2 separate regions of the Homo sapiens genome follow, and region 2 is linked to region 1. A link is an interaction called in ENCODE POLR2A ChIA-PET data of the cell type or tissue named here. Cell type or tissue: HepG2. All regions are shown on one strand. Links, peaks and the distances in the headings refer to the core of each region. The heading gives the core; the rest is flanking DNA. Region 1 holds the start of P4HB (prolyl 4-hydroxylase subunit beta). Region 2 holds the start of LOC124904087 (a long non-coding RNA gene).

Region 1 (10,753 bases), core at 4,274-9,273:
GTTTTCACAGTGGATCCTTAGGGGTCATAATGCCCTTGGGGCTGAGGGGCATACGAAGTGTGGGTGCCACCTGGGTGGGAACACGCCCAGAGCGCCAATACTCCAGACCTCTGGGTAAGGAAAACGTTCTGGAAATAGGGATGCTGCAGGACGCTCTGAATGTAGTTAATACTTTAGAATAGTTAAAACGTGGCCGGGCGCGGTGGCTCACGCCTGTGATCCCACCATTTTGGGAGGCTGAGGCAGGCAGACCACTCGGAGCTCAGGAGTTCAAGACCAGCCTGGACAACACAGCAAAACCCCATGTCTACCAAAAAATACAAAAACTCAGCCCAGCGTGGTGGCACGCGCCTGTAGTTCCAGCTGCTCGGGAGGCTGAGGTTAGAGGATCACTTGAGCCTGGGAAGCAGAAGTTGCAGTGAGCTAAGAATGCACCACCGCACTCCAGCCTGGGCGGCAGAGTGAGAAACCCTATCTCAAAAAAAAAAAAGGCAAACGGGGCCAGGCGCGGTGGCTCACATCTGTAATCCCAGCACTTTGGGAGGCTGAGGTGGGTGGATCACGAGGTCAAGAGATTGATACCATCCTGGCCAAAATGGTGAAATCTCATCTCTACTAAAACAAAGATTAGCTGGGCATGGTAGTGCATGCCTGTAGTCCCAGCTACTCGGGAGGCCGAGGCAGGAGAATCACTTGAACCCAGGAGGCGGAGGGTGCAGTGAGCCGAGATCACGCAACTGCACTCCAGCATGGGTGACAGAGCAAGACTCTCCCAAAAAAAAAAAAAGGGCAAATGTTGTTACATGTTTTATCATAATTGAAAAAAAAAAAAAAGCTAACAGTCAAAAGCAGTTCTGAGGCGGCTGTGGCAGGAGAGTGGCCAGAAAGCCCACAGCTGAATGCGAAGACCAGGCCACAGGCATCAGCGCAACACCCCAACTTGGCAAAGCTGCAGAACATACCTATTGGGCCAAAGGTGCCAGGAGCAAGGTTCCCTTAACGATAAGGAGAGCAACGCCACCCTCTGCAGACCAACCCCAGAACTAACCTGGGCAGAGCTGCCTGGGGCCACTCACCTTCTTAAAGAGGACAACCCCATCTTTGTCGAGCTGGTATTTGGAGAACACGTCACTGTTGGAAGTGATCCCAAATGGTATGTCATCGATGGCCTCTGCTGCCTGCAAAAACTGCTTGGCAGAGTCCGACTCCACGTCCTGAATGAGGAGGGAGAAGCAGAGGTCGTCATGATCCCGCAGCACCAAGCAGTAGGGCAGACCCTGTAGAGCCCAGGCCAGGGGGGACACGTGCAGAACTGCCAGCTGCAGGCTGTGGACCCCTCCTCAATGGATGACGGAAGGAAGGAAGACTGGAATGCTCTGGTCTCTACCTTGAAGAAGCCGATGACAGCCACCTCGCTGGACTCCACCAAGGACTCTGCAGCTGCGCCGTCAGGCAGGGTGGTGGCAGCCGGGCCCGTGCGCTTCTTCAGCCAGTTCACGATGTCATCAGCCTCTCTGCCAGCTAACCCCAAACAAATGTAGGTTCTACTCTCAAACAGGGAGTGCCGCCTGCCCTGCCGCGCCTGCTCCCGTCTCTGCTCTCTGCCAGCCAGGCTGAGGACACCTGAATCAACCTAAGTAAGATGTTCTCCCACCATGGAAGAGGCCCGGTGCCGTCCGCCCGCCTCCTAAACCCCAGTGTACGTGAGACTGTGGTTGTGTTTATGGGGAGTGGAGAGGGAAGAGGGTGATTCTGTCTCTGAATAACAGGATCACAAACCCATTTTTTTTCTCTGATCTCTCTGCATTTTCTTTTTTCTTTTGACACAGGGGCTCACTCTGTTACCCAGCTGGAGGGTAGTGGCAGAATCTTGGCTCACTGCAGCCTCCACCCACTGGGCTCAAGCAATCTTCCCAACCTCAGCCTCCTGAGTATCTGGGGTACAGATGCACGCTACCACACCCAGCTCATTTTTGTATTTATTGTAGAGACGGGGTTTTGCCACGTTGCCCAGGCTGGTCTTTAACTCCTGTGCTCAAGCAGTTTGCCCACCACGACTTCCCAAAGTGCTGGGATTACAGGCATGAGCCACCAATCCCAGCCCTTTTTTTTTTCTTGGAAGACAGGGTCTTGCTCTGTCACCCAGGTTAGAGTGCAGTGGCATGATCATGGCTCACTGCAACCTCGAACTTCTGGGCTCAAGCAATCCTCCTACCTCAGGCTCCCAAGTAGCTGGGACCACAGGCATGTGCCACCACACCCAACTAACTTTTTTTTTTTTTTTTTTTTGAGGCGGAGTTTTGCTCTTGTTGCTCAGGCTGGAGTGCAATAGTGTGATCTCGGCTCACTGCAACCTCCACCTCCCGGGTTCAAGCAATTCTCCTGCCTGACCCTCCCGCGTAGCTAGGATTATAGGTGCCCGCCACCACACCCGGCTAATTTTTGTATGTTTAGCAGAGACAGGGTTCCCCATGTTGGCCAGGCTGGTCTCACTCCTGACCTCAGGTGATACACCTGCCTCAGCGGTCTCCCAAAGTGCTAGGATTACAGAGGTGAGCCACTGCGCCCAGCAATGTTTCTTCTTTTTTTTTTTTTTTTTTGAGACGGAATCTACCTCTGTCGTCCAGGCTGGAGAATGCAGTGGCGCCATCCTGGCTCACTGCAACCTCCATCTCCCAGGTTCAAGTGATTCTCCTGCCTCGGCCTCCCAAATAGCTGGTATTACAGGCGCCCGCCACCATGCCCAGCTAATTTTTGTATTTTTAGTAGAGACGGGGTTTCACTGTGTTGGCCAGGCTGGTCTTGAACTCCTGACCTCGTGATCCGCCCGCCTCGGCCTCCCAAAGTGCTGGGATTACATGCGTGAGCCACCATGCCCGGCCAATTTTTCTATTTTTTGTAGAGATGGGGTTTTGCCACGTTGCCTAGGATGGTCTCAAACTCCTGGGATTAAGCAGTCCGCCCACCTCGGCCTTCCAAAGTGCTGGGATTACCGGGATGAACCACTGTGCCCAGCCCTAGCTAATTTTTGTATTTTTTGTAGACAGGGTTTCACCATGTTGCCCAGGATGGCCCTCTGCATTTTAAAAATTTTATTTTTTGAAACGAAGTCTCACTCTGTCACCCAGGCTGGAGTGCGGTGGCACGATCTCAGCTCACTGCAACCTTACCTCCCAGGTTCAAGGGATTCTCCTGTGTCAGCCTCCCAAGTAGCTGGGATTACAGACGTGCACCACCACGCCCGGCTAATTTTTGTATTTTTAGTAGAGACGGGGGTTTCACCATATTGGCCATGCTGGCCTCGAACTCCTGACCTCAGGTGATCCACCCGTCTCAGCCTCCCAAAGTGCTGGGATTACAGGCATGAGCCACCGCACCCAGCCTGTCCTCTGCGTTATCTAAATTTTCTTTGACATGTACATCCATCAAACACATGTTCTCACCCAGGAGTCTGACAGCAGGCCTCATTTTAGAGAGGTGGACAGTAACTCAAAACTCAGTGCCAGTTTTCTACCTCTGGGAACAGGCTGACGCCCCGCCCACCTGACTCCCGCGCCTCCTAACTTATCCCAGGCGTTTCGGGAGTTCTCGCCAATGGCCCACCCTCCATGCCTCCCAGACCAGGAAGAAGATGACACACTTTTATGCCACCAAAGGCGGTCAACTGACAGGAAAGAAACTTCCTCCTCCTGGGAGACTGAGGCTAAGGAATGATGCCTCTCCTTTTTCCCTCCTAGAACTTGACTCCCTGGTCCGAATCGGGAAAACCCCATTCAGATGTAGAAGGATTCCACCAGTGCTAACAAGACGGTCACCAGTGACAAGTGGATTTAGGAGTGCTCATCTCATCTGCAAACCTGAGTGTTAGTGACAGAACCACGGTGACTTTGGACAGAGCACTTCCCGTTCCAAAAGTGAACATGAGTAAAAAATGAGAACATCAATCACGCCTGTAATCCTAGCACTCTAGGAGGCCGAGACGGGTGGATCACGAGGTCACGATCGAGACCATCCTGGCCAACATGGTGAAACCCCGTCTCTACTAAAAATACAAAAATTAGCCAGGCGTGGTGGTGCACACCTGTAGCCCCAGCTACTCAAGAGGCTGAGGCAGGAGAATCACTTGTACCCGGGAGGCAGAGGTTGCAGTGAGCAGAGATCGCACCACTGCACGACAGAGCGAGACTGTCTCAAAAAAAAAAAAAAAAAAAAAAAAAGGAAACATCAAAACAGCCAAGTGAGAGGCAACCACAGAGCTGCTGCCACTAGAACAGGACAGGGCACACCTGCTTAAGGGGACAAAAGGAAACATCAAAACAGCCAAGTGAGAGGCAACCACGGAGTTGCTGCCACTAGAACAGGACAGGGCACACCTGCTTAAGGGGAGAACCCTGCTAACACTGGAATGAGCTGCTTTCGGGCTACCCACCATGAGCATCTGACATGCCACAGAACCGGTTTTATAGACGAGTTTTCTTTTGCCACCGTCACTGATCTGGCTACACAGGGGCTCGGCCTCCACTACGGCAGCTTCAGAGGCGGCAGACGAGCAGCTGAGGGCCCGTGCTACAGACGGAGCAGGGCGGGCTTGGATTCGAGGTCTGCTACCGACAGGCTCGATGCTGTTACTCAGCTGCTCTAAGCCTCAGCCCTTTGTCTGGGAAAAGCCCGCCTCACAGAGAGGATGCGAGGAGAAATCACGCAAGCACGTGACGCGGCAGCTGGCACGCTACACACGACAGCTAGCAGGTGTCACCCCGAGAGCTACAGCCATGCTGCTGCTCCTAGGAACAGGGGGCAGCACAAACAGCCCATGTGGCCAGAAAGGCACCAGTCTCCCTCTCCTCGCTGGTCAGTCTCCAAACAGACCTCAGCCAGCCGCCCCCAGGATGGCACCAGACAAGACAGGTTCTCCATTCGAAGGTTCTTCCAGGATGAAAACTCCTCACAAGACCCTCAGGGCACAAGTGGACAGAGAACCCGGCCTGAGGAACGGGATCCCTCCAAGCCTCTGGAACCCGGCCTCCCCACCGCTCAGACAGCTGCCCCTGCCCTTCCAAGTCGGCAGGCCAGTCCCTCTCTAAAGACAGTTCAAGGGCAGTGCCACAGCCACACCTGTATATTCCTTGGGGGAAGCCGTGTCTCCATTCCTGAAGAACTTGATGGTGGGATAGCCGCGCACGCCGTACTGCTGGGCCAGGTCAGACTCCTCCGTGGCGTCCACCTTGGCCAACCTGATCTCGGAACCTTCTGCCTTCAGCTTCCCAGCGGCTTTGGCATACTCAGGGGCCAGAGCCTTGCAGTGGCCACACCAAGGGGCATCTGGAAGCGGAAATGAGATGCTAGAAAGCAGCCTTGATCCCTAAAGCAGCCTTGATCCCTCAGCAGTGCTTCCCTTTTTCCTCTGGCATTTCCCTTCATAAAAACCTTATCTACTCACCAAGATAACCCCTCCTAACGCACAAGGCTGAGCTGATAGCCTGGTGTTCTTGGGCAATATCAGGACAGAGGCCGTGAACGACAAACTACCACCAACCAACACCAGCCCCCACTCTGCTATGTCACCATCAGCACAGCCAGACAAACCTTTCAATGGTTGCTGACTTCTTATTCCCCACAGGCAACTAAGGCAAGGATCTCCCCTAGACTTTCCCTTTAAGACTACAGACAAAAGTGAAGAAGTGACCGTGGCGGCCTGTACCAGCACTAGCTGTGAGTATGAGATGCACATCCGTGCACACAGACCCTGAGTTGCTTAGGGTGAGAATAAGACGATCTGTCAATAGAGTTAGCAGCTGTGTCAGGCACAAGGTTCCCACCCCAGGGACAGAGCTCAAATCCTTATGGACGTGAGGAAGGCTTGGGATTCTCCTCTGAGACACCATCGGAAGGACTGCTGTGGCAAGCTGAAGGTGGGGTGGGCAGGAGCGGGGCGCCTTCCGGGTCGGCCCCCGGGGAGGACTCGGCAAGGCTGGACACTGGCTTGCTCTGTTTGCTCACACAGGTCGATCCTGTTCTTCTCGCACTAACAGGAAGATCCTGCCGTGCGCAGGGCGGGCATCGGGACGGCCCCCCGGCTCCCAGCCCGGCTCTCACCCCCAGGGAGCCCCTGACATGGCCCCCAAGGCGGGCAGCAAGGGAGCCCTTCAGTTCCGGGCGCGCCGGGGGTCCCGACCCCGGGGGCTGCCGGGCCGTGCCTGCGTCCCAAGAGCCTGGCTCAGCGGCCCCGAGCCCCGCCCGCCCGCCAGGCCCGGCGCTCACAGAACTCCACCAGCAGGTACTTGTGGGCCGCCAGCGCCTCCGCGAAGTTGCTTTTCCGCAGCACCAGGACGTGGTCCTCCTCCTCGGGGGCGTCGGCGCGCACCAGGGCGGCCACGGCCAGGCACAGCAGAGCGCGGCGCAGCATGTCGGACACGGATCAGGCGGGGCGCTTCGGTTGGCGCCGCCGGGACAGCGGGGGCGACGAGAGCGCGCGCCGGTCCCGGCCTCGCCTTTATAAATCCTGGGTCCGGGGCGCGCCTGCCCCCCCGCCCGCGCGCGCTGGCCGCGGCGCGCACGCGCCGCTGGGGCCCGCCTTCGATTGGCCGGCGGACTTCGAGGCTCGTCTTTGCCGCTCTCGGATTGGACACTCACACCAGGCCTGGCCCCGGATTCGGAAACGCTCCTGAGTGCTCCCTGGCCTTCGTTCGGGATTGGCCGAGGACCTCGCGCTCGCTGTCTTTCTTAGCCTCTCATTGGCTCCCGACAAGAACTTTTTCTGCCTTGGCTTCTAATTGGTGGCTTTCGCCTGCACCTTCCACGGGTCTGGAATGGCTGCCCCTTTCGGTAGCACGGACTCTGCGCCTCCTGATTGGCCAAGGGATGCGCGCACTCTGCGCGTTCCTTCGTCGAACGTGGCAGTGGGGAGGAGTTCCCAGTTTAGGGGCGGAGCTGCGGCTGCGCTTCCGAAACCCCTCGTGTTGCATTCTGACTGGACCGCGTACCCAACTGGCACGCCCCCCGGCCCCCGGACCGGAAGTTGGGGTGACGCAATTTCCGGCGCGCGTGTCAAGCGTGCGGCGGCGGCCGTGGAAGGTGGGGTTGGCCGCCTAGGGTCGGCGGTGGGCTCGGTGTGGGATAGCCGGCCCGGTCCGACGCGCTCCGCGAGGTCACGCGAGACACTCACCGAGGCATGGCGGCAGGGCCTGGGCATGGGAATCGTGCGCACAGTGCGAGGAAGCCTCGGAGGGGATACGAGCACAGGGCGGGTGGTTAGGAGAATGGGGCTGGAGAGACGGGCGGGAGGGGCGGGACCTGGGCCCCGGGGACCTGCCGGCTCCCAGGCCCCAGGAAGACGCTGCTCATGCGTGGAGCGGCCGCAGGAAAGGTACTCCCCGCTAAGGCCTTCAGGGAGCGGCCCTTTGCCCTGTGCGATCTCTTCCTTCCTTTCCCACGGGTTGCCAAATCCTGTGACGCTGCCCCTTCTCTGGTGCTTCTCAGATGCTCTGGTCGGCTCAGGAGACCTCGCAGCTGTTACACAGCTGTGGAAATACCCTGGGCGCTGCTTCACTCCGAAGGCAGCAGCTGGGTTTGCCTCCCGACTCGACCCGCCACCGAGGCTCCTGAGCACTTGAAATATGGCCAGTCCACCTGAGACGGGCTGTGAGTGCGCAATGCACATCAAACTTCTAAGACTGAGTGTGCGGGGCCGAGTGCGGTGGCTCACGCCTGTAATCCCAGCACTTTGGAAGGCCGAGGCGGGCGGATCACGAGGTCAGGAGTTCGAGACCAGCCTGATCAACATGGTGAAACCCCCTCACCTCCCGTCTCTACTAAAAATACAAAAATTAACAGGGCCTGGTGGCGCGCGCCTGTAATCCCAGCTACTCGGGAGGCTGAGGCAAGAGAATCGCTTGAACCCAGGAGGCAGAGGTTGCAGTGAGCCGAGATCGCGCCATTGCACTCCAGCCTGGGCAACAGAGCGAGACTCCATCTCAAAAAAAAAAAAAAAAAAGTGTGCGTGTAGGGGCTGGAGGACAGAAGGTACAGTATTTCGTTAATAACTTTACATTGACTACTACATGTTGAAATATTCTGTATGCATATGTTGGATTACATAATAATATTGAGGCCAGGTGCTGTGTGGCTCACTCCTGTAATCCCACCACTTTTGGAGACCGAGGCAGGAGGATCCCTTCAGCCCAGGAGTTCGAGACCAGCCTGGGCAACATAGTGAGACTCCCGTCTCTACAAAAAATAAATTAAAAAAATTAGCCAGGCACGGTGGTGTGCACCTGTGGTCCCAGCTACTTGGGAGGTGGAGGTGGGAGAATCATTTGAGCCCAGGAGGCTGAGGCTGCGGTGAGCCATGATCCCACCACTGCACTCCAGCCTGGGCGACAGATCGACACCCTATCTCAAAAAATAGTAAAAAAATGTCCTTTTTTTAAAATTTTTATTTTTTATTTTTTTGAGACAGAATCTCACTTTGTCATCCAAGCTGGAGTGCAGTGGGCGATCTCGGCTCACTCCACCTCCCGGATTCAAGCGATTCTCCTGCCTCAGCCTCCCGAGTAGCTGGGATTACAGGCATGCACCACCATGCCCAGCTAATTTTTGTATTTTTAGTAGAGACAGGGTTTTACCATGTTGGCCAGGCTGGTCTCGAACTCCTGACGTCAGGTGATCCACCCGCCTTGGCCTCCCAAAGCGTTGGGATTATAGGCGTGAGCCACCGCACCAGGCCTCCTCTTCTATCTTTTAACGTGGCTTTTAGAAACTTTTAAAATTACATAGATGGTCTGCATTTTGTTAGTGTTGGACACTGGCAGCCCTCCGTCTCCCTCACTGCCTGGAATCTGCTGCTCTCCTTTTCCCCAGGTGCCTGCCCTCTCCATTCCTCCTCACTTTCCTCCGCTGGGAATCGGCACCGCCACTGATTTTAAAGTTGAAACTTGGCAGGCAAAAGGGAGGTACTCCCATGTTAAATGTATACACATTGACTGCAATAGTATCCTGACTTTTGAAATGGTAAAACGTAGAGTAAGTTGCTTTTGTACTTTGAGAGTTTCTGTTTGTTGATCAGTTGTTCCTGAGAACATGCTTCTCCTTCCGACAGGGAACTCCCTCCACTAGAATATGAGCTCCTTGTGGTCAAGACTGGGTCCCCTGTTCCCTTCCCCCCAGTGCCAGCGGAGCAAAGGTCAGTCAGCGGCATAAGTTGTACCTGCTGGGAGAACTGTCTGCTTCCTCCGGGTGACTTTTCTGGCCAAGAAGGAATATGAGTATGTGCCTCCCTGAGCACTGGCCTGGAGCCCACTCAGGAAACACCATCTCTTCATAAATGGTTTTGATTGCAGGCATTGTTCCTTCTGCTCTCTGGATGATGGAAATTGCTTCAGGTCACTGCACTATCTTCCAACGTTTTTGTGGTTGCCATGAGCTGTTGTACAGACCACAGTTTGGGGCCTGAGACAAGCTGGGCATGGTGTTGCATGCCTATAATCTCAGCTACTTTGGAGGGTGAGGCAGGAGAATAGCTTGGGCCCAGGAGGTCTAGGCTGCAGTGAGCCATGATCATACCACTGCACTTCTGTCTGCGTGACAGAGACCCTGTATCTTACATAAAACCCCAGCCCATATTTGTACCACATCTAGATACGAGGTCAGAGTTCAGATGCCTAAATATTGTAGCTTGTGTTTTGTCCACTGTTGGGGGAAGAGTGAAGAGATTTGACATACCATAATGTTGATTAGCTTGTGATGGTTTGGCGGCAGCTTAGGCCAGAGCATAAAGTAAAAAGGAAAAGTGTTCACAGACAATGAAAACTGGGACCAAGTGGTGAATACTCAAGGCACACAGACCAGGCAAGGATCCCAGTGGCCGTGGATGAGTCTCAGGCTGGCTCTGGGCCAGTGGAACACACCTCAGTGTGGGTGAAGGCCTAGCCAGGGTAGCAGAGGGCAGGGCTACAGAACAGCAGCCCAGGTGGCTGTGGCCGACCTGACATTCTCCTGTGAAAATCAGGTGCCCAACCAGCACTAATCTAGATAGATGGCAGCATTTTTTTTCTTTAAAGACAGGATCTTGCTATGTTGCTCAGGCTGGTCTTGAACTCCTGACCTCAAAGGATCCTCCCCTCTTCAGCTTCCCAAAGCACTGGGGTTACAGATGTGAGCCAGCACGCCCAGCCGAATCACAGTATCTTAGACAGATGCCATGGCTGCCCATAGGGTCCTCTCAAGGTGCCTCTGCCCTTGGACTGGCTTCCTACACCAACCTGACAGGTGCAGCAAAGGTGGACTTTCTGGTAAGGCTGGAGGAGGAAGCCTGGTCTGCGATGGCCTGAGACGCCCTCTATGGGGGTTGTTGAGTGGATGGAAATGTGCAGGGCATGGGTCCTGCCCCCAAGAATGCAGGCTGGTTCCGCTGGGCACCTGCAGAGGGCTGATGTCCTTTTCCTGAGGCCTGCTCCTGTGCCTTCTAACCCTAGGGTGAGAAGATGGGCTGTGTTCACCTCATGCCCAGGCCCTTCGAGGAGTGTGCCCTTGGGGGTCAGAGCCCTCCTGTGGCTGGTATTTCTTTGGATCATCACAGGTGCTCCAGACATCCTTTAGGGAGTCTCAGGCTTGGTGAAGGGATCCATTAAATGTTGCTTAGTTGGTTTTTGTTTGTTTTTTGTTTTTTCGAGACAGAGTCTCCCTCTGTTGCCCAGGCTGGAGTGTGGTGGCGTGATCTTGGCTCACTGCAACCTCCACCTCCCAGGTTCAAGCG
Region 2 (10,753 bases), core at 2,593-7,592, 110 kb after region 1:
GCCGCCGGCCGGGGCCATGTGGACGTCCTCCTTGCCAGCCCCGGGCTGAGTGAGGAGCTTAGGGAGAAAGTCCCAGCGCCGCCTGCACCCGCAGACAGCCGAGTTACCTGGGCTCTTGTGAAACAGAGAGACCAAACGCTGGGAGCTGTTGCCCCGCGCATTCGATGGGTGTAAGGCACCCCAGTGTAAACCACAAGGCCTAAGATCAGGCTGGGGTGCCCTGGAGGTCAGCCTAACCTGGGGACATTCTCAGAGGGAGGCAGGCTGTCACAAACTCAGGTCCCTCTCCCCACAGGGCAGGTTGCAGCATTTTCCTGACGAGGGGAACTGAGGTTCAGGGACACTAACAGAAGAGCTGAGGCTCACCCTTAGCTCTCTGCTCACTCAGAAATCCCCCCTGCTGTCCCTCCGCCGTCGGGTCAGTTTAAAAGCCAAGTGTGGGGCTGGCCAAGGGCAGTAGCTTCAGACGCAGGTCCCATCCTGAGGCGTTCTCCCACCCACACCCCGGCGGGGAAGGCTGACCCAGGGCAGATTTCAGCGTCCAGCAGGAACCTGTCCGGAGGAGGCCTCTCCCGCCGGGCACCTGTTATTCCAAGTCCGGAGCGTGATGGCATCTTCCAGCTGGCTGCACAGGGTTGATCTTCACACCGCCCTGGCTCTGAGCCATCTCCTGGTGCAGTATGGACATCCCAGGGAAGGCCTGTGACCTTTCCTTATGCCTGTGCTTCCTCTCATTTATTTATTTATTTATCTTTTTGAGACAGAGTCTTGCTCTGTCACCCAGGCTAGAGAGCATGACGTGATCTCGGCTCACTGCAACCTCTGCCTTTCGGGTTCCAGCAATTCTCCTGCCTCAGTTTCCCGAGTAGCTGGGACTACAGGCGTGTCCCATCACGCCTGCCTAACTTTTTTGTATTTTTAGTAGAGACGGGGTTTCACCGTGTTAGCCAGGATGGTCTCAGTCTCCTGACCTCGTGATCCGCCCACCTTGGCCTCCCGAAGTGCTGCGATTACAGGTGTGAGCCACGGTGCCCCGCCGCTTCCTCTCCTTTAAAGCGGGGTGATAACAGTGCCTCTGTCAGAGGGCTGTTGTGGGATTATAAGAGCCCACTTGTGAAATTGCGCGGTAGGGGTGGCAGTCATGATCACCGATGAAAATTCCAGGACGGGAGAAGACCATGTGCGTTACAGTTTCTGACGTCTCCTGTAATGCGATGGAGCCTGCATGTTGAACCGAAATGAGTTCACATTTTGGTTTATTCAACACTGGTAGCAGACGCCAGAAGAGGCTCAAACCCAAGACTTCCCCAGAACCTCTGCCCTTCCTCCACCTCCCCCCATTCCCCTCTCCTCCGAAGCCCCTTGCCGTGACCGGATGACTGACAAGGCTGCAGTCCTACGGCCGGGGACGGGGCTCCCGAGGCTCAGCAGCTGCTCACACCCATGTCCTCCTCTTGACTCACACCGACTGGCTCTGTCCTCACACTTCCCCAGCCCCTGGGACAGCTTTATCCTCTGCACCTGGGACTCCCCACCCGGAGTTTTGAGCACCCAGAGCCTGGCAGCAGCTCCCGTGGCGGGTCCTATGGGCCAGCAGGTGCTGGGCCTTTGCTTCCAGGCCACCTGCATCAAGATGGGACCAACCTGGCCCTGACAGGTATAAGAAAGGGGGACCCAGGTCCATCAGTAATGGGTCAGATGCTACCTCATGCCCACTAAGATGACCACGATCAAAACACAGAAACTAACAAGCGTGGGTGCAGCCGCGGTGACACAGAAGCCCCAGAGCATCGCTGTGGGGATGGACAGTGCAGTGGCCACGTCCCTCACCATGGAAAACGGTTTGGTGGCTCCTCAGTATGTTACACAAAACACGTGACCCAGCAGGCCCACTCCCAGGGATACACCCAGAGAATTGAAGACAAGTGTTCAAACAAAAACTGGCTCATGAATGTTCACAGCAGGACTAGTCACAGTAGCCAAAAGGCGGAAAACAGCCCCAAAGTCCATCAGCAGATGAGTGGGTAAACACAATGGAACACAGCCATACAACGGAATATATTCTAGCCGTAAAACAAACGAAGTTCTGACATATGCTGCACTGTGGGTGAATCTTGAGAATATCAGCCAAGTGACATGAACTGGACACTGAAGGGCACATGCGGTATGAGTCCATTCATTTCGAGTGTCCAGAAGAGGCAACTTCATAGAGATAGAAAGTCCGCTGGTGGTTTCCAGGAGATGGAGAGAAACAGGGAGTGATTACTAATGGGTACAGGATTTCTTTTTTTCTTTTGTTTTTTTGTAAGACAGAATCTTGCTCTGTCACCCAGGCTGGAATGCAGTGATGTGATCTCGGCTCGCTGCAACTTCCGACTCTAAGGCTCCAACAATTCTCCTACATAGCTGGGATTACAGGTGTGCACCACCATGCCCAGCTAATTTTTGTATTTTTAGTAGACATGGGGTTTCACCATGTTGATCAGCTGGTCTCTGACCTCAGGTGATCCACCCACCTCGGCCTCCCAAAGTGCTGGGATTATAGGCGTGAGCCACTGTGCCCAGCTGGTACGGGGTTTCTTTTTGGGGTGATTAAAATGTTCTAAAATGGATTGTGGTAATGGTTGCACAATTTTCTGAATGTACTCTGTCATGTGATTAGATTTTTTTTTTTTTTTTTTTGAGATGGAGTTTTACTCTTGTTGCCCAGACTGGAGTGCAATGGCTCGATCTCAGCTCACTGCAACCTCTCCCTCCCGGGTTCAAGCGATTCTCCTGCCTCAGACTCCTGAGTAACTGGAATTACAGACATGCGCCACCAGGCTCAGCTAATTTTTTTTTTTTTTTGTATTAAGTAGAGACGGGGTTTCACCATGTTAGGCTGATCTCGAACTCCTGACCTCAGGTGATCCACCTGCCTTGGCCTCCCAAAGTGCTGGGATTACAGGCATGAGCCATGGCACCCACCCTGATATTTTAAAGTAGTTAGTTCTGACTGGGCACGGTGGCTCACGCCTGTAATCCCAGCACTTTGGGAAGTCCTGGAAGAAGGATTGCTTGAGCCCAGGGGTTCGAGACCAGCCTGGGCAGCACAGCAAGATCCCGCTTCCATCTAAAAGAATCAGTGGGTAAGACCAACAACGATCAGGCTGGGCACAGGGCACCAGGTGGCGGGGATGAGGCCTGAGGCCCCGTGAGCGGAGTGGCCAGCTTGGGGTGGAGTGGGCCGGCTCCTCTCTAGAAACCTTCCTGGCAGGTAGGGTGTTTCAGAACCCTCCTTTTGCATGTTAGACAGATATCCACTTTGTCTGCACCAGAGCGGATGGGTTAGGACAGCCAAGTACCGGCTGCTGCGGGGCCTGCAGTTGCGTCTCAGGTTCCTCGTCTGTAAAACGGGATGAGAACAGCACCTGCCTCACAGAGTCCGCGTGAACATCAAAGGTGCAGGATGTTTGGGGGCTCCGCTCGGCGTCTCCGGCGATGACCATGTGATAAATGACAGTTATGCTGCCCAGGCGTCGTGGGATTGCAGGCGATCCCCCAGGGACCAAGGTTGACTGCGAGGGCAGACATGGGGGCCTGGCGACGAGAGCACCACAGTGCCCATCCCAGGCTGCATGGTTGCGTGTGGTGTCCCTCACAGGGTGTGCCCTTCTCTGCTTCCCTGGCCCTGCCCCATCCCCACTGTCCTGTTCAGGGAGGACCATACAGGGTTCCCCAGGCTCCCATTCAGGTGGCGCCGGGGCTTCTGACTGAGCCTAGACTCTGTGTGCCCCGCGGCAGGAAAGCTGGGGAAACGAAGGCCCAGAGGGGACTCTGTGCTTCAGGAGAGGCACCCCGAGACAGGACGGGGTGAGGGTTCTGTTCACCGCCTTCCCCTGGGGAGGGAGCTGGGGATGCACAGGTGGTTCTGAGTCAATCCGCCGGGGTCACGGCTGTGCTGGGGGGCCGGAGCCCCCCCCCTGGGAAAAAGGGGTCAAGACAGCACATTTCAGGAAGCAAGGGCCCAAGCTGGCGGGCAGGCGCAGTCGGAGAGGGAGGAAGGTGTGATGGAGGGCAGCTGGCGGTACAGGGGTCCCCTCGAGACCTCGCGTGGGGCCCTGGAACTTGGTGATATGAGCGTCCAGCACACAGCATGTCAGGCAGCCCCAGACCCGGCTTCCTTGTCCATACTGGAGGCGGCTCCCTGCCGCACATCCCGGGCCCCTCCCCCCAGGGCCTTGAGCGCCAGGGCCGCTCTGGGCTCCAGCTGCTGCCAGCCGTCTGGGGCCCAGCTGTTGTGTGCTGGCCTCGGCCGCCCCGCCCCGCCTGGCCACCTGGGCTGCCCTGCGCCCCAGCTGCTGGCCTCTGAGGCCCAAGTGAGCAGGGAAGTGAGGCGGGCCACCCGCTTCCCCATGTGGCTGGCTGTTGGGGGAGGCCGCCGCTTCCCCCTTGGCTGGCTCTTGGGGGAGGCCCTGCTCTCCAACCGGCTCAGAGTGGGGGAGGTGCCGAGGCCAGGCGGTGCCGTCGCAGAGCATGGCCCCTTTTTGGTTTCCCCCAACCTCCTTTTCTGGTCACCCCATCCATCAGAAGGACCCTTCTTGGCCTCATATCCTGGGACCTTGATGAGCCAAGTCCCTTGTCAGGAGCTGCTGTGGCTCTCGCCCAGGTCCTTGGAGGGGCGAGGGGGGCCCCTGGGCGGGGCGGCTGCTCCTGGGCTTGGTGTTGGGGCTGCCCTCTCCCTGGCCCCAGTGCCTGGGAGTGAGTGGCCTCTGGATTCCCTGGTGGAAAGGATCGGCCTTGCCCTAGGATGTCCTTCACCCAGGTGAGAGCTCCTAGAGCCCAGCGGGGAGGCCGAGGCTGTCATTTTTGGACCCAGGTATTTGGCGGGATCTGCCCCTCTTGGCACCCCTGCAGCTGAGCTCCGCCCCATCCCGCCTCCTCCCTACGGCTTCACCCGGCTGGTGCCAACATGCAGCCTACTGGGCTAACCATGGAGTGGCAGGGCCACCAGGGAAAGGCCACCCTCCAAAGCTGGGGGAGGAAGGGCATGGGGATGGGGGAGTCCCAGCTCATCAGTGGAGATGCCGCCTCTTGGGACATCACGCAGACAGTGTGTGGCTCCTTCCTGGACAGGTGAGGGAGGCTGGAGGTCAGGCTCCCGGGTGCCAAGGGGAGGGGCAGAGAGGCTGGTCCTTTGCCCTCCCAGCTGCCAGGCTCCACCGCCCTCACGAGCTGCAGGCCGCGGCCCCCACCCGTCCAGCCTGCTGGTCCCCACGCTCCTGCTCCTGCCGCAACAGCGGCAGCAGGCCAGGGAGGCCATGTGACCTTCGCTCGCCCTCCCTCCCTCCCTGTGATCCCCACGTGGCCTCTGGGGAGGCAGAAACAAACCCTCAGATCTTGCCACTGGGAACCTTTCAGCGCCAGCGACATCAAAGAGGGGCGGCGGCGGCGGGGGCGGCCGGCGGATGCTTCTCTTAAAGGGCCACGCCACTTTTAATTCAAAGCAGATCCTGGGAGCAGCTGTCTAGCTGCTGTCTGGGAGGGAAGGTGGCAGCCGAGCCCTCTCCAGACCTGGCTGCAGTTGCTCCTTAGAACTAGTTCAACCAGGCTGGGTGCGGTGGCTCAAGCCTGTAATCCCAGCACTTTGGGAGGCCAAAGCAGGGAAAACACGTGAGGTCGGAAGTTCGAGACCAGCCTGGCCAACATGGTGAAACCCTGTCTGCTAAAAACACAAAAATCATTACAGAAAGAAAACTCATGGGATGAAAAAAAAAAAAAAAATCAGCCAGGCATGGTGGTGGCGCGTGCCTGTAATCCCAGCTACTTGGGATGTTGAGGCACGAGAATTCCTTTAACCCAGGAGATGGAGGTTAGAGTGAGCTGAGATCACGCCACTGCACTCCAGCCTGGGTGAGAGAGTGAGACTCTGCCTCAAAAAAAAAAAACAACAAAAAAAAACTAGTTAAACCGGAGAGGGGTGGGGACGGAGAAGAAGAACCAGCACTATGCCGCCCTTAGAACTGAGGCTGACAAGGTCCCAAGTGGCCAGACGGCAGCAAGGTAGAAACTAGATTCGTTTAATGAAATAAATAGTGTGAGCCCTCTCGCACATTTATGTATGAGCTGCGATTCTTTTATGATTATTATTTTTAGAGACAAGGTCTCACTCTGTGTTGCCAGGCTGGACTGCAGTGGTGTGATCACGGCTCACCGTAGCCCTGAACTCCCGGGCTCAAGTGATCCTCCTGCCTCAGCCTCCTGAGTACCTTGGACTACAGGCTTGCACCACCACACTCGGTTACTTTTTAATTTTTTTTGTAGAGATGGGGTCTCACTATGTTGCCCAGGCTGGTCTTGACCTCTTGGGCTCATGTGATCCTCCCCCTTAGCCACCCTAGATGCTGGGATTACAGCCGCATGTCACCCTGCCTGGCCCTGAGGTGGGATTGTGAACCTGCCCAGGTGTCTGTCCTGCCTAGAGGCCACTGACTGAGGCTGGAAGTGAGGCAGCTCCATGAGCCACAGGAAGGTTCCCTGACCACCTCCCATTCATTTGCCTGAGCCCTGTCCCAGGCACGGGGACATGGGGCCGGGATGGCAGGTGCACCTTTGCAGGGCTTGTCTTCTGGAGGAAGCAGATGCTGAAAAGTAGCTGTTCAAGGAGCTCCCTGACAGGGTGACAGGGGAAGGGAAGACAGGAAAGCCAGGCAGAAGACAGCCCCTGTGCTGGGCATTCAGTGGGCCTGGCAAGGGCCTGGGCCAGCCCTGGGATTGACTTTGTGCAGCCTTCGGGGAGGAACCCAAACTCATCTTCTGGCCTGGCTCAGGCTTCCTGCAGCCCACCGGGGACTCACTGCCTGCAATGACCTCTTGGCCTTCCTGTGCCAAGTCAGGGTCCACTCACCTGCCTGGAGGGTGCTACAGGTGAGGATCTGAGGCCTGGGCAGGCGAGGCTCTATGTTGGAGGCCAGCACAGACCAGGTCAAAGTTCAGTTCGGTGCAGGTAGGGGGCTGGACCTGGTGCCTGGACCATTCCACGCCTGGACACTGTGGCCTCCCATGCAATGTCCAGCAGTGAGCACTTTGTGCTTTTGACTTAGTGCATGGTGGAGAAGAGTGGAGTCATAGGTGGCCGCAGAGTGGGGTCATGCGTAAATCTTTGAAAACGTGGGTGGGCTGCAGTGATAACAGCAAAAGAGACTGTGATATCCTGTGGTCACCTGTTGTATAAGGAGGAAGATAGGTTAAGAATCTACATCTGGCTGGGCGCAGTGGCTCACGCCGGTAATTCCAGCACTTTGGGAGGCTGAGGTCGGCGGATCACTTGAACCCGGGAGGTGGAGGTTGTGGTGAGCCGCGATCACGCCACTGCACTCCAGCCTGGGCAACAGAGTGAGACTCAGTCAAAATATATATATACATATATACATACATATACATATATATACATATATATACATATATACATATATATACATATATACATACATATACACATATATACATATATATACACATATATACATATATATACATATATATATACATATATATACATATATATATATACATATATATATATATATATTTGATTCCAAAGTATAAAGACATGGCCTGACCTGTTTCTTCTCCCACTCATCCTCATAGAAAACCATTTTCTTTTTTTTCTCTTTTTAGAGATGGAGTCTCGCTCTGTTGCCCAGCCTGGAGTGCAGTGTTGTGACCACAGCTCACTGCAGCCTCAAACTCCGGCCTCAGCCTCCTGAGTAGCTTGGACTACAGGCACACGCCACCACGCCTGGCTAATTTTTTTTTTTTTTTTTTGAGACAGAGTCTCACTCAGTTGCCCAGGCTGGATTGCAGTGGCTCGATCTCCGCTCACTGCAGGCTCTGCCTCCTGGGTTCACACCATTCTCCTGCGTCAGCCTCCTGAGTAGCTGGGACTACAGGCACCCGCCACCACACCCAGCTAATTTTTTTGTATTTTTTTTTTAGTAGAGACGGGCTTTCACCATGTTAGCCAGGATGGTTGCGATCTCCTGACCTTGTGATCCACCCACCTCAGCCTCCCAAAGTGCTGGGATTACAGGCATGAGCCACTGCGCCCGGCCAATTTTTTTTTTTTTTTGAGACAGAGTCTCGCTCTGTTGCCCAGGCTGGAGTGCAGTGGTGCTATCTTGGCTCACTGCAACCTCCGCCTCCTGGGTTCAAGCAATTCTCCTGTGTCAGCCTCCTCAGTAACTGGGATTACAGGTGTGCACCACCACGCCGGGCCAATTTTTGTATTTTTAGTATACGGGGTTTCACCATGTTGGTCCGGATGGTCTCAAACTCCTGACCTTGTGATCTGCCCATCTTGGCCTCCCAAAGTGCTGGGATTACAGGTGTGAACCACTGTGCCCGGCCAAGAAAACCATTTTCGTTAACTTCTAGGGTAGCCTGCTTGTTTTTCTTTTTGCAAAGATGAGCAAATTCCTGTGTCAGGTGCCAGGTGGGCACATATGTAGATTTTTTTTTTTTTTTTCTGAGACGGAGTCTTGCTCTGTCACCCAGGCTGGAGTGTGAGTGCAGCGGCACCATCTCGGCTCACTGCAACCTCCACCTCACGGGTTCAAGAGATTCTCCTGCCTCAGCCTCCAGAGTAGCTGAGATGACAGGCACACACCACCACGCCCGGCTGATTTTTGTATTTTTAGTAGAGGTGGTGTTTCATCATGTTGGCCAGGCTGGTCTTGAACTCCTGAACTCAGGTGATCCACCCGTTTTGGCCTTCCAAAGTGCTGGGATTACAGGCGTGAGTCACCGTACCGCACCTGAATCAAATAAACCTTTTGAACAATGAAAATATAGCACTATAAAAAAGGATGAAGAAAAAACCCCAAATTTAGTAAAAAACAAAATAAATAAATGTAACCTAACCGTGCATCAAATTGTTAAACGGACCTAACCTACCTATAATGGTTAATTGTATGTGTCAACTTGACCAGGCTAAGGGATACCCAGAGAGTTGGTAAAACCTCATGGCTGGGTATGTCTTCAAGGATGTTTCTGGAAGAAATTAGCATTTGGATCAGTGGCCCAAGAAGATCCACCCTCACCACAGCGGGCAGGAATCATCCAATCAGTTGAGGGCCCAAATAGAACAAAAAGGTGGAAGAAGGACACATTCTCTCTTCTTGAGCTGGGACGTCCATCCTCCTGCCCTTGGACATTGGAGAAGGGCAACCTGCTTCTCAGGCTTTTGGACTCCAGGACTTACACCAGCCGCCCATCCTACACTTCTGGGGCTTCAGGATGGGAGTTACACCTCTCGCTCCCCTGGTTCTCAGACCTGCAGACTTGGATTGAATTAAATTATATTGTAATTATATTATAAACCAATGTATTGAGTTATACACTGGTTTTGGGTATTGAGTTATACACTGGTTTGAGTATTCAGTTATACACTGGTTTATAATACACTGGTTTTCCTGTCTCAAGCTTGCAGACAACCGACCATGGGACTTCTTTCTCAGCCTCTATAATCATTTGAGCCAATTCCCATAATACATTTCCTCTTTTTTTTTTGAGATGGAGTCTCACTCTGTCACTCAGGCTGGAGTACAGTGGTGTGATCTCGGCTCACTGCAACCTCCACCTCCCGGGTTCAAGTGATTCTCCTGCCTCAGCCTCCCGAGTAGCTGCGACTATAGGTGTGCAGCACCACACCCGGCTATTTTTTGTGTTTTCAGTAGAGATGAGGTTTCCCCATGTTGGCCAGGCTGGTCTCTTGTATATATCTGTGCATATCCTATTGGTTCTGTTTCTCTGGAGGACCCTATAATACACTAACCTAACCTAACACAGAAAAGCAAATTAATTCAAATAACTTTTGAACACAATACTCTATGTTTCTTTAATGGGACATACTCTAAAGGACAAAAATAGCTACAAAGACATCTTGAAATTTCCACAGTAGATCTGTTGTTAATAGCAAGATTGCCGCAGTACCTCTGAAACTATTTGGAGGGCATTTTAGAACAAAGCAAATGAATAAATATACTGATTTACTGACAATTAGGGTTCTCACTGCGGACAAAGGAGGTATTAGGTTGAACCATGTAGGTTTTGTCATTTTTTTGTAGATCAAAAATGATCGGCTGGGCGCAGTGGCTCATGCCTATCTATAATCCCAGTACTTTGAGAGGCCGAGGTGGGAGGATCACCTGAGGTCTGGAGTTCAAGACCAGCCTGGCCACCACAGTGAAACCCCATCGCTACTAGAAATACAAAGATTAGCTGCTCATGGTGGCAAGCGCCTGTAATCCAAGCTATTCAGGAGGCTGAGGAAGGAGAATCGCTTGAACCCGGGAGATGGGGGTTGCACTGAGCCGAGATCGTGCCACTGTATTCCAGCCTGGGCAATAGAGCGAGACTCTGTCTCAAAAAAAAAAAAAAAAAAAAAAAAAAAAGCCTGGGTGCGGTGGCTCACACCTGTAATCCCAGCACTTTGGGAGGCCGAGGCAGGCGGATCACAAGGTCAGGAGATTGAGACCATTCTGGCTAACATGGTGAAACCCTGTCTCTACTAAAAATACAAAAAATTAGCCGGGTGTGGTGGCCGGTGCCTGTAGTCCCAGCTACTCGGGAGGCCGAGGCAGGAGAATGGCGTGAACCTGGGAGGTGGAGCTTGCAGTGAGCCAAGATTGCGCCACTGCACTCCAGCCTGGGTGACAGAGTGAGACTCCGTCTCAAAAAAAAAAAAAAAGAAGATAAAAAAAGGTTAACTAGG

Evidence for each region. Peaks named below come from ENCODE experiments on the same cell type or tissue, not always from the same donor. Only the 100,000 strongest peaks of a DNase experiment are listed, where the experiment ranks them.
Region 2: POLR2A ChIA-PET joins it to region 1 with 10 read pairs; 17 of 35 experiments call an interaction of 5 or more read pairs at or near these places.

The regions. Positions count from the first base shown.
Region 1 is chr17:81,854,066-81,864,818 of GRCh38, forward strand. It overlaps P4HB (prolyl 4-hydroxylase subunit beta), which reads right to left and starts at 6,470. Exons shown (of 11, transcript NM_000918.4): 1 at 6,262-6,470; 2 at 5,116-5,322; 3 at 1,388-1,521; 4 at 1,077-1,214. The coding sequence starts at 6,406. LOC124904086 (a long non-coding RNA gene) reads left to right here and starts at 7,045. Exons shown (of 2, transcript XR_007065950.1): 1 at 7,045-7,074; 2 at 9,098-10,753. RefSeq lists an enhancer at 1,412-1,911 and silencers at 6,061-6,160, 6,371-6,590, 10,168-10,462. In HepG2, for the core only: no CTCF peak of the experiment used is centred there; a DNase peak (open chromatin) is centred at 6,786; H3K4me3 peaks cover 3,476 bases.
Region 2 is chr17:81,962,717-81,973,469 of GRCh38, forward strand. LOC124904087 (a long non-coding RNA gene) reads left to right here and starts at 4,717. Exons shown (of 2, transcript XR_007065951.1): 1 at 4,717-4,804. RefSeq lists silencers at 4,168-4,407, 5,068-5,227, 5,238-5,287 and an enhancer at 4,571-5,148. In HepG2, for the core only: a CTCF peak has its summit at 4,221; DNase peaks (open chromatin) are centred at 4,275 and 5,365; H3K4me3 peaks cover 892 bases.